Regions from separate parts of the Mus musculus genome. Here region 2 is linked to region 1. Evidence: chromatin loops called from intact Hi-C (ENCODE). Cell type or tissue: left cerebral cortex. All regions are shown on one strand.

The links. A loop is a pair of places that touch in the nucleus more often than their neighbours do. Peaks named below come from ENCODE experiments on the same cell type or tissue, not always from the same donor. Only the 100,000 strongest peaks of a DNase experiment are listed, where the experiment ranks them.
Region 2: it touches region 1 in a loop (6-fold over the local background); 4 of 42 quality-filtered maps call a loop at or near these places.

What each region holds. Positions count from the first base shown.
Region 1 is chr10:92,159,461-92,167,460 of GRCm38, forward strand. Rmst (rhabdomyosarcoma 2 associated transcript (non-coding RNA)) reads right to left here and starts at 5,718. Exons shown (of 13, transcript NR_028262.1): 1 at 5,638-5,718; 2 at 5,167-5,312; 3 at 2,645-2,704. In left cerebral cortex, no CTCF peak of the experiment used is centred here; DNase peaks (open chromatin) are centred at 2,274, 3,181, 3,840, 4,504 and 1 more place; H3K4me3 peaks cover 3,628 bases; H3K27ac peaks cover 1,811 bases.
Region 2 is chr10:92,242,636-92,250,635 of GRCm38, forward strand. All of the region lies in intron 7 of Gm20757 (predicted gene, 20757), which reads right to left. Among named protein-coding and RNA genes, the nearest start is that of Rmst, 81 kb to the left of the region's middle. In left cerebral cortex, no CTCF peak of the experiment used is centred here; DNase peaks (open chromatin) are centred at 350, 4,273, 4,637 and 6,185; H3K27ac peaks cover 313 bases.

The DNA of each region.
Region 1 (8,000 bases):
ACAGTCAGATTAGAAACACCATTAATACAATCTTATGCATTCCAAAGCTAAAACATTTTTTTTAAAGTAAGTGGCAGACAATTAAGCTTTGAATATAACTTTTATTTTCTTAAACCATTCTGGTATCACTGATGACCCCGAAATTAAAATCTGTGTGCAGATCACAAACATGATTAAATACAAACCAGCAGATAAAACTTTATCATGGATCCTTAGCAAACTTCTAGAACAGTTACTTGGATGCTAATCAAAGTAGGGATCTAGGATCAGTGGTCACCCCAGAAGGCCCATCCTCTGACCGTTAATATTCTGCAAAACATTTACTAGGTTATATTGTTTAGGGAAAGTAAACTGATGTAGCTTAAGGAAATACTTAACACAATGACTCAAGGAACTTGTTAACTGCCAGGAAAATGCATCCTAAGGATGCTTTGAATACACCATCCCAAGACCAACTTGTAACTTTTGATAATTCACACACAACCTCTAATGAAACAAGTTTGGGGCTATTTTTCATCCTGAACTCTGACACATGGGTTAGTTTAATAGCTTCAAAGTCAATACACTTTTCTTGAAGACAGGTAAGAATAATCATATATCACGACAAAAGACAAAATTAGAGTAGGCAAGGAAAAAAATTAGTCTTTTCTTAGTCAACTGCACTGTGACCATAATATTTGGAAAAGAATACTATTTACAAAAAAACGAAAGCAGATGCCAAGATATTTTCAAATATATCATGAGAATGGAATAAATTTAATCAGATATGAGAGTTTCATTCTACTTTGATGAAAAAAATGAAAGTAATGGTGTATTCCTTCAGCAGGATTATATTGCGACTTTAAATATTCACTCATGTCAAGTTAAATTGTATTTTTAATTCCTAATTAGCATTGAGAACAATGCAGTTGGGAAGCAATTGACTTTGTGTAACTTGCACAGGAAAATGGATGTAAGGGTTTTATTTGACTTCCATGAAAACCGATCCACTGTGTCACAACTTCAGCTCCCAAAGGATTTTATTCTGTAAAAGCTATGTGGTTAACTCTGCTTGTGTGTACAGCTCCCAAAAGAATTGAAGTGCAAAGATGTCCCTGGTAACATTCACCGCGACCTCATTAAGCTGATATATCTGCATCTACCTATTAATAAAAAAATGTCTGCATATTTATGTACATTACTCTTAGTCTAATTTTAAAATATAGAACTATGCACCCATCAGTCATTTCTTCTGTTTTCTCAAGGCTCCTCTCACTTGCATGCCATTTTCTGCCTCTCTTTAAACCACAGGCTAACATCTTGAATGGTCCTCTCTTTAGGAATGGACAAATCATGCTTAAGATATGACAAAGGAAAGGAGACGCAAGCTGGAAATACTCACTGTTTCATCTCAAGAGGTGAGCTGTGATAAAGGCAACCAGACTTTCGGGAATAAGTTCTACATATGGATAAAATGATTCCTACATACAAGAAAACAATTACCAGCCAACATAAAACGGTAAAGCCAGAATGAGTGGTAAAAACCCAACACTGGAGAGTGAGATATTAGAGAGCAGCCATTAAAATATCTTACTCAATTTCTATTGCACCTTAAAATGAAAGTCATCAAAATGTCATTACAGGCCTGGCCTCCCAGATTCTTTAGAGTGAACTGAATCATTTCTGGAAATTGAGTGCTATCCTGGATTCACTTATAATCCTCTGAAATAACAGCAGAGCAAAACACAATGTGAAATTTATGACACCTTATATTACAACACACAGCATACTCATATACATACCAGGATGCTATTTGTCTTCAGACACCTACAATTAAATATTTCTTATGAAATTAGCAAACTCACAGAAAATGCTGCCTTGGAGAAGACTGAGGCCAGAAGCCCCAGGAACTGAGCCTGGGCTCAGCTCTGCAAATTCTGAGGTTGGCAAAGCATGCATACAGCAGAAAACAAAAACATAATAATAATAATAATAATAATAATAATAATAATAATAATAAACCTGGTGAAAAAATCAATTATCTCAAAATTAATTCAAGCTACCGTGTATGACTTCAGCAAGGCAGCACAGAACTTCTTAAAAGCGTCTCAGTTTAGAGCTGCAGATGAGCTGTCCAGCTCACTGCAATTAAACAATTAAAGCATCCTTACCCAGGCTTGGGGGAGGGGGAACTAGGGCCCTATAAAGAATTTCCAAGCCTGAAAAGACCTTTGACATGCTGTACCTCTGGCTGAAGTTAGCGAGCTCTAACAATGAAATCTACACACGTAAAGATTATTTTTACTGACACTGCCTCGCCCCCCTCCCGCGCTCCCCTCCCCCCCCCACACACACATGAGGATCTACACCAAAGCAATCAGCAGCTCTCGGTTCCCAGGGATGAAAAGAAACACGGGAGGCACCTGATTGCACTTGGTTAACAAAAGCTAGGCAGTCTTTTGAAAATGACTAACAATAAAATTCTAACTGGTTATCTCCAAACCTCACACGCTAAAACAAAACTACTCAAATTTTAAATAGGCATATTTAGAAAGCAGTTTTTCAAAGCACATGCAATGTTTGAAAAGGGTTGATATATATATATATATATATATATATATATATATATATATATATATATATATTTTTTTTTTTTTTTTTTTACCTTTCAGTTCGAGGAGGGCGTCACTCTTCCTGGATCTCATTTTCCTGAGGATAGTCCATGCTGGCCGATTTAGAAGAAAAATCATTAGCATATTAAAAAAGAGAGGGAGAGAAAGAAAGAAAACCCACCAAGCTGCTGTGAGAAGGAAGATGATGGTGCTAGCGGCGATACGTGCTTTTCCTGATTTCTATTTCACCCTCATCTTACTCGTGTTGTCTCTTCCCCCCCCCCCCGCAGCATCCATCAGTTAGCAGTTTTTAAGGAGCAGGGCTGTATTCGGGCGCATCTGCTGAATGGGGCTGTGTTCTCCATAGCCTCTGATTCACCTTGTTCCTTTCTAACAAGGGTCTAGAAAGCAAGCGACTGGTGCAATCGCACATAGGCATTACGTTTCTGGGTGTTGCCGAGATCGGACCCAGCAACTTTGCCTCAAGGAGCCTAAGACTACTGGTCCCAAGCGCGGAGCCACAGCCCGTCCTCCTGGGTGTGCTTTAGCGCTTGGGCAAAGCGATGCTCTCACCAGGTCAGGGGAAACTAACGCTGACTTACTGGGTCCTGGCAAATGCGGGTACAGGCTAGGCGGTCCCAGCTGAGAAAGTGAGGATGTCGAGACACCGGAGACACCCGTCCTCGCTCGCTCTGTCCACCTACCGTCTTATCAGGCGACTCACAAATGAAATGCTAATAGACGCGAGGACTGATGCCAATTTCCTGCACTTTGCTCAGCGTTTCCGCGGCCCCAACACAATAAAAGATAGCTGTTTGTGGAGAATGCCCTGTTCCATACCATTAACTCCGAACAAAACATATTTTTAGTGGGACAGCGGTGTTTACTCGTAAGAACAGATGAATTGTTCTGCACCATATATCACCCGCGGACAAAGACATTCAGCTACAGTTTTGGACATAAATCAAGGTACATGCTCTTCAATTAAAAAAAAAAAGGAAAGAAAGAAAAGAAAAGAAAAAAAAAATGACTGCTTAAGTCCCTCAAACCACAGAGATTGAGGTCAGCCCGGCCATAGCAACCACAAGCAGAACTTCGGCTTCCAGAAAGACCTAGCAACCGATAAATGAGTTCAGATCTCTTTTCATCTCCACTGGTGTGAAAGCCAAAATTAAAAAGATTAGATCACCCTGAACCCATCACAAAAGGTACCACAATGAAAAAGTCATTTCCAGTCTTTGAATCGCTTCAAATAAATAACATTCATCCTTGCTATAATGAACAACTTTCAAAGTAAATTGAATCTCCATCGCCGGGCTTTCCCTGGCCGAACAGTATTTACATAACAATGTGTCAGAGGAAGACCTGAATGGATCTTGTAAATGGGGAGCTAGGGATAAAAACATCTTTAGCCCAGATTACTCTATGTTCAGACTACTTGGCAGTGCCTCTCTTGTAAACAGTGTCTTAGACCACGGACATCAACAATGTTTTTAAATTGTGGGAAATCAAAGTTTTAAATGCCTGGACTCGCCCAGTGAGCTACCTTTGTGGGGCAAGAGTAAAGATTTAAATAATAATAATAATAATAATAATAAATAAATAAATAAATAAATAAATAACAAATCACTTACTGTCCTTAATCCAAGGTCTAGACTCCTTTTGTGGCAAAGAAATTTTCACCTGTACAGATCCTTGCCTCTTTGTTCAGACCAGCAATCTTTGATCCTAAATAGCCGTTTCTACATAGAATTTTCACACAGTACTTAAAATAAAAATACATTTGCAGATTTTTTTCCTCTTCTTAGCACGCGCCTCATTCATCATTTGCTATTTCCTCGAAAGTCTAAGATACCCTCCATTGTCATGACAATAATGTCTGTGAAGTTTTAGGAATGTCTCCGCTCACCGTGTTCATCTTCAGCACTCTAACTGGGACTGCATGGCTCCTGGTCACTAAACATTAAATTAAGGGCTAGTCTCCAAATCACAGCAACTCCCAGAAACTATTGAACCCTACATATGCTTTCAGATGGCGTGTATTCAAAGTAAGACAGCCAAATCTATAGCAAAAATATACTGGCCTAATCTTATCTCTTTGTGGAGGCTCACTGTAGATATTACTATTTGAACTCCACAGGGAATCTCATTAATTTTTAAAACTCTCTGACCTCAGTACTGTTGAGTGTAAAAATAATTACAAATTAAGAATGAAAGAACGCCACTTGAATTCTGCACAGCCATATGCTCTGCCTTGCACAAAAAAAAAACGATACTATCGTCAAACAGAAATTCTATTTTTTTTCTACAGATACAGATTTAAACAGCATGATAAATGTCACCACACAGACATAAAAAGCAGCTCACCCTTCCTCCAGTCCCCGCACACACCTCACCTCTGAAGAGTCTAGTAACACAAAGCAGGCATTTACACTGACAGGTTCTGCAAGCCAGGGACACCAGGGAGGGTACCCTCTCAAAGATATTTACCTATAGTGACTTCCTTTTTCTTAATCACAAATGTCTCTCTCAGGCACAAAGATTCCGAACGAATTGTATATAAATATTCCCTTACCTAAAACTTGTCAGAAGAATGCTCTTGTCCTCCAGGGTCAGTCATCTCTGCCGGTTCCCCCTCTTGCCGTCCTGGGAATTGGCTCCGATATGTTGATTATTCAGTGCCTCAGTTACATCTGTGACACTCATCTGCCTGCATTGAACCTATGAGGAGAAATGAGAGAGGGAGGGCAACAGAAGGAGAATGTGAAAGGGGAGAGAGAGAGAGAGAGAGAGAGAGAGAGAGAGAGAGAGAGAGAGAGAGAGAGAGAGAGAGAAGCACACTACAGAGAGACTAAGAGAAAGAAAGAAAGCCAACACAACTACTGACTGGAGTCTAAGAACCTAAAACCTCTAGCCAAGTGAAGCCTGAACAAAAATGATCAAAGCTTTGTCCTTCATCAACAGAGTAGACAGCCTTCCCCCCCCACCTCACTCTCTTTCTCTCTGTCCCCTCTGAAAACTAGAACTGTTACGGGGGGATTCTCACCAGGAAGGCGCAGACAGAGGCAGACCTTCTCCTGAGTGTTAGTGCTGCCTGCCCAGAAGCCCGTGCAGAATATAGGTACCTATTGTTCCAGAGACAGATATGTAGCCAGCCAGTCAGCCTCTGACAGATCTCAGCAAACCAGCGAGCCTGCCTTCACTTTAACTCCTTCTTTCCTAGCGCCTTTTTACAGAGAAGCAGAGGTCTTCTCATCACCCAGGAGAAATAAATGGGGCTGAGACAGATGATCTCATGACAGAAGCTAAGCCTGCATTTTTTTTCCTACAAAGAGGGACTTTAGCTACTAGTCCTGAAATGTGACATTTGAAGGTAAATGACTTCTTTCTCTGGGAAGAAATGAAGGCTTAGAAAGGGTTAGAAGAGGAAGACTTAGCGCAGGGCTGCCAATTTAATAAGGGAAGAAGAAGATGAAAATCAAGGTTATTTCAAATGCCCTGACTGTAAATAAAGATGTTTCAGTACAGATGGGGTCTGTTAACCAGAAGGGTCCCAATCTTGTGCATAGGGGTAAAACCCATTTAAAATACCCTCTATAAAATGCCACCCCAGTAAACCTGCTTCCCTAAGGGCTGAACTCTCTTTGATCTCCCTGTCCCTTTTTTCATAAACTCTATTGCTTTCTCAAGAGTCCCCCAAATGTCTCTCATCTCTAGTTCCCCACCAGTGGCTAAATCTTGCAAAATTACAAAAACTTGGAGGAGGGAGAAAATGCTCATTCTCCCTTCTCCTTGGTGGATCTGAAGATTCAGATAGCAGACTTGATCCTTTAAATCCCTGGACCTCAACAGACCACACCATGCTTCTAGTTTTCAACTCTGGGTGTCAGCTGAATGGCCTGCTTTTCCTTTATAGTGTAGAAAAGGAGGCTTTGCGATTGGTTATATGACACTAGTGGAAAACGGGGAATAGAATAAAATAAAGGTAGCTTGTCCCTAAGTTAAGGCAAGAGGTGAACCAGAAAAGGCTCACTACTTGTACTTTACTTTCACTGAACACTCTTAATTGTTGCCAAGATTCCCCCAAGGAGAACTGTGCATATTCCGAAATGGTAGGTGTGCTGCACAGAGCATAGATGGTTATGAAATTCCTTTGTAAAAGCCACACTCAGGCATCACTTCACAAAGCCAGAGGGTAAATACTCAAAGCAGTAGAAGGAGGTTTAGTCATGCATGGCTGTTAATGGTAATGAGACATGTAGAACACAGCTATGCACTGCCGAACAGTTTCTCCTAAGTAGCTAGGGTTTGCTTTATTTATTTTTTATAAGCAAACTAGTAAGTAGATGACATGACATCAGGGTGTTTCAGAAAACTCTGCATGGGAGTGGGAAGGGCATGCAAAAGTACAATGTCTCTTGTCCTAAATTCCAGCATTTTGAAACCATTTCAACTAATGCTGATTTGACTCAAACTCTAACCAATTAATACAGGCTTTAGAAACCCAGAAGTTTAAATTGCTTAACTTGGTGACATCTGAAAAGCCTGTCGTGCGCTCTCTGCTTGGTGGGTGGGGGGTAGGGGAGAAGGTGCTTCTAGTTGACTCAAGATGTCAACTGACTCCACCTGAACAAAGAGGAAAAATGAAGTTGTAAACATTTTCTCACTAGAGGCACCCAATCTTCATGTATAAGCGGGAAGAAAGCAAGAGGATCTTGTAGCTCATTTCTTCCCTGTTCATAATCGGATTCCACACACCTCATTTTAAAGGATGTGCTCTCTGTCAATGGACAGCTTTGTGTTATGACGATCTTAATAATAAAATAGCAGAAGCATATCCTGTGAAACCAAAAATCTTCTACAGAAAAGCCCTGGATTTCAGTAGAGTTGACAGCATCTAAGCCCAGCTCTTAGTGCTGCCCATTGGCTACAGTTTCGAGGGAACCTGTCGCCTCTCATCCTGAGCACACAAGAAGACTTCCATGCACTTAAAGAGAGCATCACCCATCTCCCATCCAGGTGTTATCTTTAATGCCCCCTCCCCATTTTGATCTTTCTGCACCATTCCTATTCTCTTCAAAAAACCGGGTGTTGGTGTGACAAACTGGTTTTAAATATTCAGCTCTTAACAGGTTTGAATACAGACAGTTCTCAGTAGTCAGCACGCATCATTTTCTGGGTGCATGTGAAGAGGGCTATCAGCATGAATGAGAGTCAGATGCTCAGGGAAACACAAAACAGGCATGCTACGGAGGGTGTAGATGCATATGTGTGTGTGTGTGTCCGCTGTGCGCAAACAGGTCTTAGCATTTGTGCAGAGTGCACACTTTTCTATGTTTTGAAGTAGAGAAACGATCTTAAGTGCTTCCTTTTCATAAAGTTCTTACTACGATGCTTCTATGACTCTAC
Region 2 (8,000 bases), 83 kb after region 1:
CTTATTTTATCCACCAGACAAAACAGGATACTTTCTCCACTGCAAATGATTTACTTGCCTTCTAGACACAGCACTCCTGCCTGCCCACAAAACACACATCCACCTGTTCCCTCACTCTCCCCGTCCTGGAATTATGTGTCTTGGTGTATTATTGTACTCCTCTTAACTTAATAAGCTGCAAACGCAGACAGAACAGTTAAGAACCTGCTCAAGGGGGAACATGGGGAGCCAGTGGCAGGGCTGAAATGAGTCTGCCCCAGTTCTTTGGCACCCTGCCTAGCACTCTGTCCAACAGACTATACTGCAGACCTGAGTCTGTTGAATAGGGGCCCATGGTTGCTAGGGCACAGGACGAAGCTAAAGTTGGGAAGCTCTTCTGTTGCTCCCCATGGCGATTAATCTGTTTGAAGGTCTGGGCTCTGAACCTTGGATTCCAGGTCCGAATTCCTTCATAAAACCTCGTGTTTTGAAAGCCGCAGGCAATGACCCTGTGGATTTAACTAGATGCATTCTTACAAAGCAGAGTCAGAAAGGAAAGCTTCTAAGTGATTGGAATCTGCCAACACACTGTCTTGTGCCCCTGGCTCCCGGCATGGGGGCCTGGGAGAGGAGAATCCCACGCCAAGTGAATTTTCACTGCTTGGGCTACCAGTGTGGAATGCTGGGTTTCCTTAGAGGCAGGGCTGTCATTTTGGATGCTCTTCTTAATGAAGGCTTAGGCAGTCATCTAAAAGGTCACTGCCTGCTCACACCGTGGTCCTTGTGGCCACACATAAATTACATAGCCACGGTTGATAGGGTAGGGTCTGTTTCGGGCATGAGGAAACCAGTAACTTTGCAACCTTGATGAAATGAAATCTATGGGCTCTTTGCTTTTAGAAGCTTCAAAGCCTTCACCTACTTCAGTGAGTAAGCTAAAAGGAAAAAGCCAGGTGCCACTGCTTCTGAGAAAGGATGCAATAGACCCTGTCGGTTTCCAAACCCATGCACCATGTGTGTGTGAGGTGTGTGTGTGCATTGTGTGTGTGTGTGTGTGTGTGTGTGTGTGTGTGTGTGTGTGTGTGTGTGTGTGTGTGTGTAAGAAGGAAGGGGGTTAACTGTTGCTCTGAGAACTAAAACGGAAGGGAAGAAAAATACACAATCATATGATGCTGGCTTAAGAACGGATACCCTGCATCTCATTCAACAAACCACACCGAGAAGTACCTCAGGAAAGTGTGTTCCACTCACTCCAATTAATTGAGCTTCATTTGGCTGCCCAGCCTTATTTACTGATCTCGCTCCAGTTGGTATGCCTATGGCTGAGGTAGTACCACTACTTAAGAGCACCATTAAGATGTTCGGCTGAGCAACCGCGATAAAGTCTGCTTCCTTCTGGCACCTATACTTAAGCATATGGGCAGGAACTTGGAACTCCATGAAAGACCATCTAGCACACTTGCAAGTATTATCTGTCTAGCCTGCCTCTCACTGTGCTGTTGTTTAGGCCTTGTTCGCCATGTGATATAGGTTTGGTTCCCCAGGAGGGAGCTGTGGAGAGGAAGTGGGGTCTGTTCGAGGCAGGGCCTAGTGGGAAATCTTTAGATTATTGGTGCTGGATCCCTAAGAGGGAATTGTGAAACTATAGTTATTCTCTTTTGCCTTTTGTCCCTGGATGAAGAGATAAGTGGGTTGGTTTTGCCACATGTGCCTGCTGTATCCTGTCTTATTGTAGATCCAAAGCAACTGGTTAAAACTGTGAATCAAAATGAATCGTTTCTCTTTATAAGCTGACTGTATCGGGAATATTGTTATAGTAGAGGAAAAGCTGTCTAGCATAAAGTTTGAGAATGTTTTGATTTCCCTTTTAGAACCTACACTTCCTCCTTTACTCTCAGCCCACACAACTAGGACTGAATGATTCCATCGATGAGGGATCATTTTGACTGCAGCAATCAGAATTTTCCAACCTGCCCACCAGAGCCATTTGTTCTGTACTGCGGTCACATGATCTGGCTTAAGGCTATAGAATACGCTGGGACTTTGCTAACACAGAAAGAATAGCACGTCTTGCTTTGGGGTTTAAAGAGATCATACCCAGAACTCTCCCAAGGAAAAGCGAGTGAGAATGAGGACAGACACAGATTTAAGGGATGGAGAAACACTGATTGTTTTTGACACTAAAGCACCCTGACTGCCAACTTCACACCGAACCAGGAACACCCATGGCACTATTAGCCAGAGGAGCTGTGTCATCCTCCCATTGACATGAGGCTTTTTTGCACTGGGTTTCTGTCACTTGCAATTAAAAGAATTGATAAGGAGGATATAAAATTGTTCTTTGCGGGGATAATGTCTTAGTCAGGGCTTCTATTCCTGCACAAACATCATGACCAAGAAGCAGTTGGGGAGGAAAGGGTTTATTCAGCTTACACTTCCACATTGCTGTTCATCACCAAGGAAATCAGGACTGGAACTCAAGCAGGTCAGGAAGCAGGAACTGATGCAGAGGCCATGGAGGGATGTACTTTACTGGCTTGCTTCCCCTGGCTTGCTCAGCCTGCTCTCTTATAGAACCAAGACTACCAGCCCAGAGATGGCACTACCCACAAGGGGACCTCCCCCCTTGATCATTAATTGAGAAAATGCCTTACAGCTGGATCTCGTGGAGGCATTTCCCCAACTGAAGCTCCTTTCTCTGTGATAACTCCAGCCAATGTCAAGTTGACACAAAACTAGCAAGTACAGATACCTAGATTCAGACTCTGTGATAAGAGTTCTATGGGCCAGGTACTACACATATTAAATTGGCAGGTAACTATGACATATGCTAGACTTTGCTTCCTCACTGAAGGTTAAGAACTGCCCACATTACCCATCCTAAACATTAAAACAACTAAGCAAACACTTCCTGCCCACTATGTATCTTTACCTTCTTCTGAGTTTCTCATATGATGGCATTTCAGACAAGTCTACCAAATATCTGAAATACATATTTAAAAGAATAAGTCTGTCTTAGAAGAGAGAGCTTGTGATTTTGTTATTTTTGTTTGTTTGTTTTGTTTATGTGTCTTGCTGCCATTTGGCTTGGTGTTTAGATAACAGCTCAAAGAGATATGCTTTTCAGAGATAAACAAGCCCACTTCTATGGTAAAGAAAGATGTGTCGGAACACAGATACACTTATTCATGACCACAGCCCACTGAAATAGCAGCAAGCAGGAACAGATAGCCCAGGAAGGCTGAAGTGTTTAGAGACAAGGTGTCTTGACCTCTAATGTTATCATTTTATACAGAATGGCTGTAGCCTTTACTGCCTTTGTGTTTTGTATGTGATGTGCTTGGTACCCTTTTCTGAGTCAGTATTACCGTGCATGCTATGGTGATTAGAGGGAGATACTTCACTTTATCTAATGAGGAAACGTTCTTGTTTACTTGGAGCAGAGATGGAAGTCCTCAAATGTAATTTGTCTCCGGTGTCCCTCAGCAGAGTAAAAAACACTAACATGATCTGGGCTCCATCCAGTCTGGCATCATCGTTCTACTTCTGTCCTATACCTTGTATCTCAAGAAGAAAAGTTTGGGCAGGAGAGATGTCTCAGTGTTTAAGAGCCCTGACTGCTCTTCCAGAGGTCCTAAGTTCAAGCCCCATTAATGACACAGTGGCTTACAATCACGTGTAATGGAATCTGGTGTGTCTAAAGACAGCTACAGTGTACTCATACTAACATACAAAATTAAATAAATAAATAAATCTTAAAAGAAAAAGAAAGAAAAACTTAAGAATCACATCTTAGGAATCACATTTCCTAGAATTCTTTGTCAGCAAGTTTCCAGTCTGTAGGACACCAATAAGAGCTTCCATGACAGGAAACACAGAGGGATAGATTAGTGCTTGCTCATGGAGGTGGGTGCACGTGTGGGTCTCCGTTCAGTCTCTAGAATTTCCTGTTCTCACTACTAGTAAATGTTCTGCAACTTTAGCAGGAACCAAAACAAACAAAAACAAAACAAACCAAAACAAAACAAAACAAAACAAACAAACAAACAAACAAAAACTAAAACAAAACAAAAAACCAAAAACAACCAAACAAACACCCAGCTGAGAATGTCCATGTTCTTTCTGTTCAGCTCCTGATTTCTCCATGCACCCCACCCCTTGTTTTAATTCTTGTCCTGCCTGACACACCTAGAATGGTCTGTTTCCCTCTCTGACCCACAGCTCATGCCTGATGATATTCCCAGAACAACACAATTAACTCTGCCCTTCAGGCCCAGAAGCAGTGGCTGGCTGCTTTGTGGTTTCTTAACACCCCTGCCTTGTTCAGAGCACAGTCACTAGGTAATCAATCTTGGTGACTTACAATTAATAATTGTTAGTGAGGCATTGTGTGCAGCCAATCCATCCCAGTTGTTGCCATTGTTATGCTGGTTTTTCAGATAAAAGGGATAGTATTTAGGAGGATGCAAAAAAAAAAAAAAAAAAAAAAGGGACGGAATGTTTGCAAGGGACAGAGAGTGGATTAGAGTCACTGAAGCGTGAACCCTCCTGGAACTGTGGAGGGGGGAGGATTGCTCAGAACTTTTATACTTCGCCAAGGTGTTTAGAATTCATAGGACAGCCTGTTTCTTCTGCATCCTGGAAAGGCATAAGAAGAGGAAATGAATGCACGAGCCAACTAGCGTTTGTCTGATCACATTTTCGGGAAAGCTCCAAGTGACATCAAAGCACAGATAATGAGAACAGTGAGCAGTGGGCCAAGCGTGTGCCTGCAGCAGTGACAAAAGTGCCCAGCTCCACACTGGGGGTGGGGGGCCATAGCTCCTGGTGCAGCTGCAGCCACAGCTGGCTGGATGACCTTGGCCGAGTCAGCCTCTCTCAGGGCTTTAGCTCCTCTTCCCTACAACATGAACTGGACAACCTCAAAGGCTTTTCTGAAGCTGAGATTCTATTATCTCTGGCTTAGAGGGAATTCAGTCAATGGAGGGCCTCGGAGCTGAGATCCGATTAAGGCGACAGAAGCAGAAATCTCATCCAAAGCGCAAAGTTCTTTCTACCCTTGATAAGTTATCATAGAATCAATCTTGCTCAGTGGACAGCAGCCAAAAAGCCAGGACACCATCAAGACCTCCCTCTGCTTCCTTTTTATTTCTGCTTGTCTGTATAGCACTAATCCTCTTCTGTCTTTGCCTTTTATCTCTCCTCCTCCCTCCCTCCCCCCTTTCTGTCTCTCAGTCTAGCCTCCCTTTTCTGGTTTCCACCCCTCATCCCTTCCTTCTTTCACACAGACCTAACTTCAGGTGAGAGAGGAAAAATATCAAGGGCGCAGGGCAATTACTGAGAAGACATCCTTCCCCACACCAGGCCTGTGCCTGAGCTTCCTTCTGCCAAGTGCACATGGGTCACCAATGTGACTGTCAGACAACCTTGGCAGAGAAGGAAAGATGAAGGATGAGCAAAAGGACAGTACGGATGCTAATAGGCTCTATTAGGAAAAGTACTTTGAGTTAATCTAGTCTATTAGAATGACTGGTACTAGTGGAATCACATTCACAGATAATGTGTATATATATATATAGAGTGTGTGTGTGTGTGTGTGTGTGTGTGTGTGTGTGTGTGTGTGTGTGTAAGTGCACATAGTATTTGTATTTCTGGAGGCCAGTAGTCAACCTTATTTCTTGAGGTAGAGTCTCTCACTAACTGGCCCAGATCTCACGGATTAGGCCAGGCTAACTGGCCAGAGACATCCAAGAATCTATTTGTCCTTACCATCTCAGTATGGAGATGAAAAGCACACACTACCATACCTAGGTTTTTAAAATATGGGTTCCGGCACTTGAACTCAGGTCTTTATGCTTGCAAGGAAGGGAGTTTATCTACAGAATCATCCCCTCCACCCTCTTCTGTTTCTTTCCAGATTTTATTTTTCAAAACTCCATTATAATACAAGATGTTTTCTTATGCCCCAATCATTTGCCTTTAATTTATTCTAGGAATTAGCTTTTTTTTCTGGAGGGGGCAGCCAAACGAAATCCACTGTCTCTTTGAAAGTTTAATCAGGCATGGAATTGAAAACAGAGACAGGCTACCTAGTTCCAAGTCCTTCCCCCCACAAAAGTGAACCACGCTTTGTCCTTTGTCAGCCAAGTCCTTTCAATTAAGGGAAGCGAGTCTTGTTCTCTTTCCATTCCAGCCCTGAATTCTTCATCCTTGCTAATTTATTTACAAATATTGTGTGTGACCATGTGTTCTGCTCTGTTCAGTAAGGCTGCTCAGCTGTCATCTGTTTGGTGTCTCCCTAGAACTCACTGTTTGGATAAACTAGGACAGTCTGCACTGTGAGCCTCAAAAGGGACCTCAGTGTGGATTAGAATTATGCTTGCCAGCTGTGTGCTTCAGGCAATGGGAGCTCTTGGGCCCATCTTGCCGTCCCCTGACTCTGAATGTCTTTGCTTAATCCAGACAAAGAATTTCAACAAGTGAAAATCTCTCTCTCTCTCTCTCTCTCTCTCTCTCTCTCTCTCTCTCTCTCTCTCTCTCACACACACACACACACACACACACACACATACACACACACACACACACACACACACACACAATTTGCAAAGCAGCTTATACAGTTATTTAGATCTTCCAACATTTCTAAATGGAATCTTCAATTTAGCCAAGTAAATGAAGATTGTATGAGACAGTGACCACGCAAAGTGGTTGTATGTACAGTGAATACCACACTACAAATCAGCAAACTGTATCTCATCACCTAAGCTACCATTTGACATATAACCCCAGTGTCAGGCACCAGTGCAGCCAGGAACACATCTTACCTCATCTGATCTACATCTTACAACCTGACGTCTATTTACCCATTTTACAGGTAAGGAAATAAGTATCATCCCCAAGAAGCCGAAGCAGAACCATCCCTAGAAGCCATATATAAGGCCGGAATTTTGGTGCATACAAAGATTTTTTTTTTCAGTGAAACTATGTCATTTCCACCAAAATGGAAAGGGCTAAAAGACTCATTTTAGTAAAATGAGCCAGACATAGAGAGACAAGTACTGCACATTCTCTAAGTGGAGGTGACCTTAAGGGAAAGTCATGATCACTAGAGGCAGAAGGGGTTTAGTGGCAGAGGTAGGTAGGGAAAGGTTGTACTGCATAATGAGTGCTGTACGCAAGGTATTGGAATATCACTCTGACTTCCACCAATATATAATATGCATTAATAAACAATAAGATAAAAATCATCTCTTTCAAAAGACTGCAACTTGCCAATGTTAACTTTGAACAAATAAGATGATATTCAAGGGTACACTGCAGGCAAACAGGCATAATCTGCTGCATGACAGAGGAAGTTCTGAGAAACATGGCCTTCAGTGCCATCGTGGTAATACATCACGGCCTGTATTTACGCAACCTAGGTGGTATAGTCCACCGCACACTGGGATATCAGGTATGGGCACATAATGGAAAAGTCAACCACACTACTCCTCAGGCGTGATGTTAAAATAGAGATGTGGCAACCATGAGATGCATCAGCTGCAGCCACTTCAGCGTAGCAGAGACACTAATTCAAAGTTCCCTTTTTATAGGTGGAAGGTATACATCCTGACAAAACCATAGAGTCAGGCGTAACGTGTTTATAAACCAGTAGCGGTGAGTGCTAAACACTTCCAACTGCCATATGGTATACCGAGCTGGATGGGTTGGTTGCCCCTGAACTCTAGGTGAAGACTATGTCCACTTGCACCAGCTTCACCACAAACACAGAAGTAATAGACGGTATTATATCACTAGGTAGGCTCTTTTGGTGCTGTCATAACCTCAGAACAAATATCATCTATAGCCCATGGTTGATCAAAACATCATGATAGAGTCAGTGACTGATACAAAATGTCTCCTTTCTGAGAGCAAATTCTGGACAGGATGAATAACCTGGGCCTGAAATAATCACAGCGTGTTCCCTGCTCACCACAGTGCCTCTGAAATTAGCTGTCCACTTCGGCTTGACAAACCTT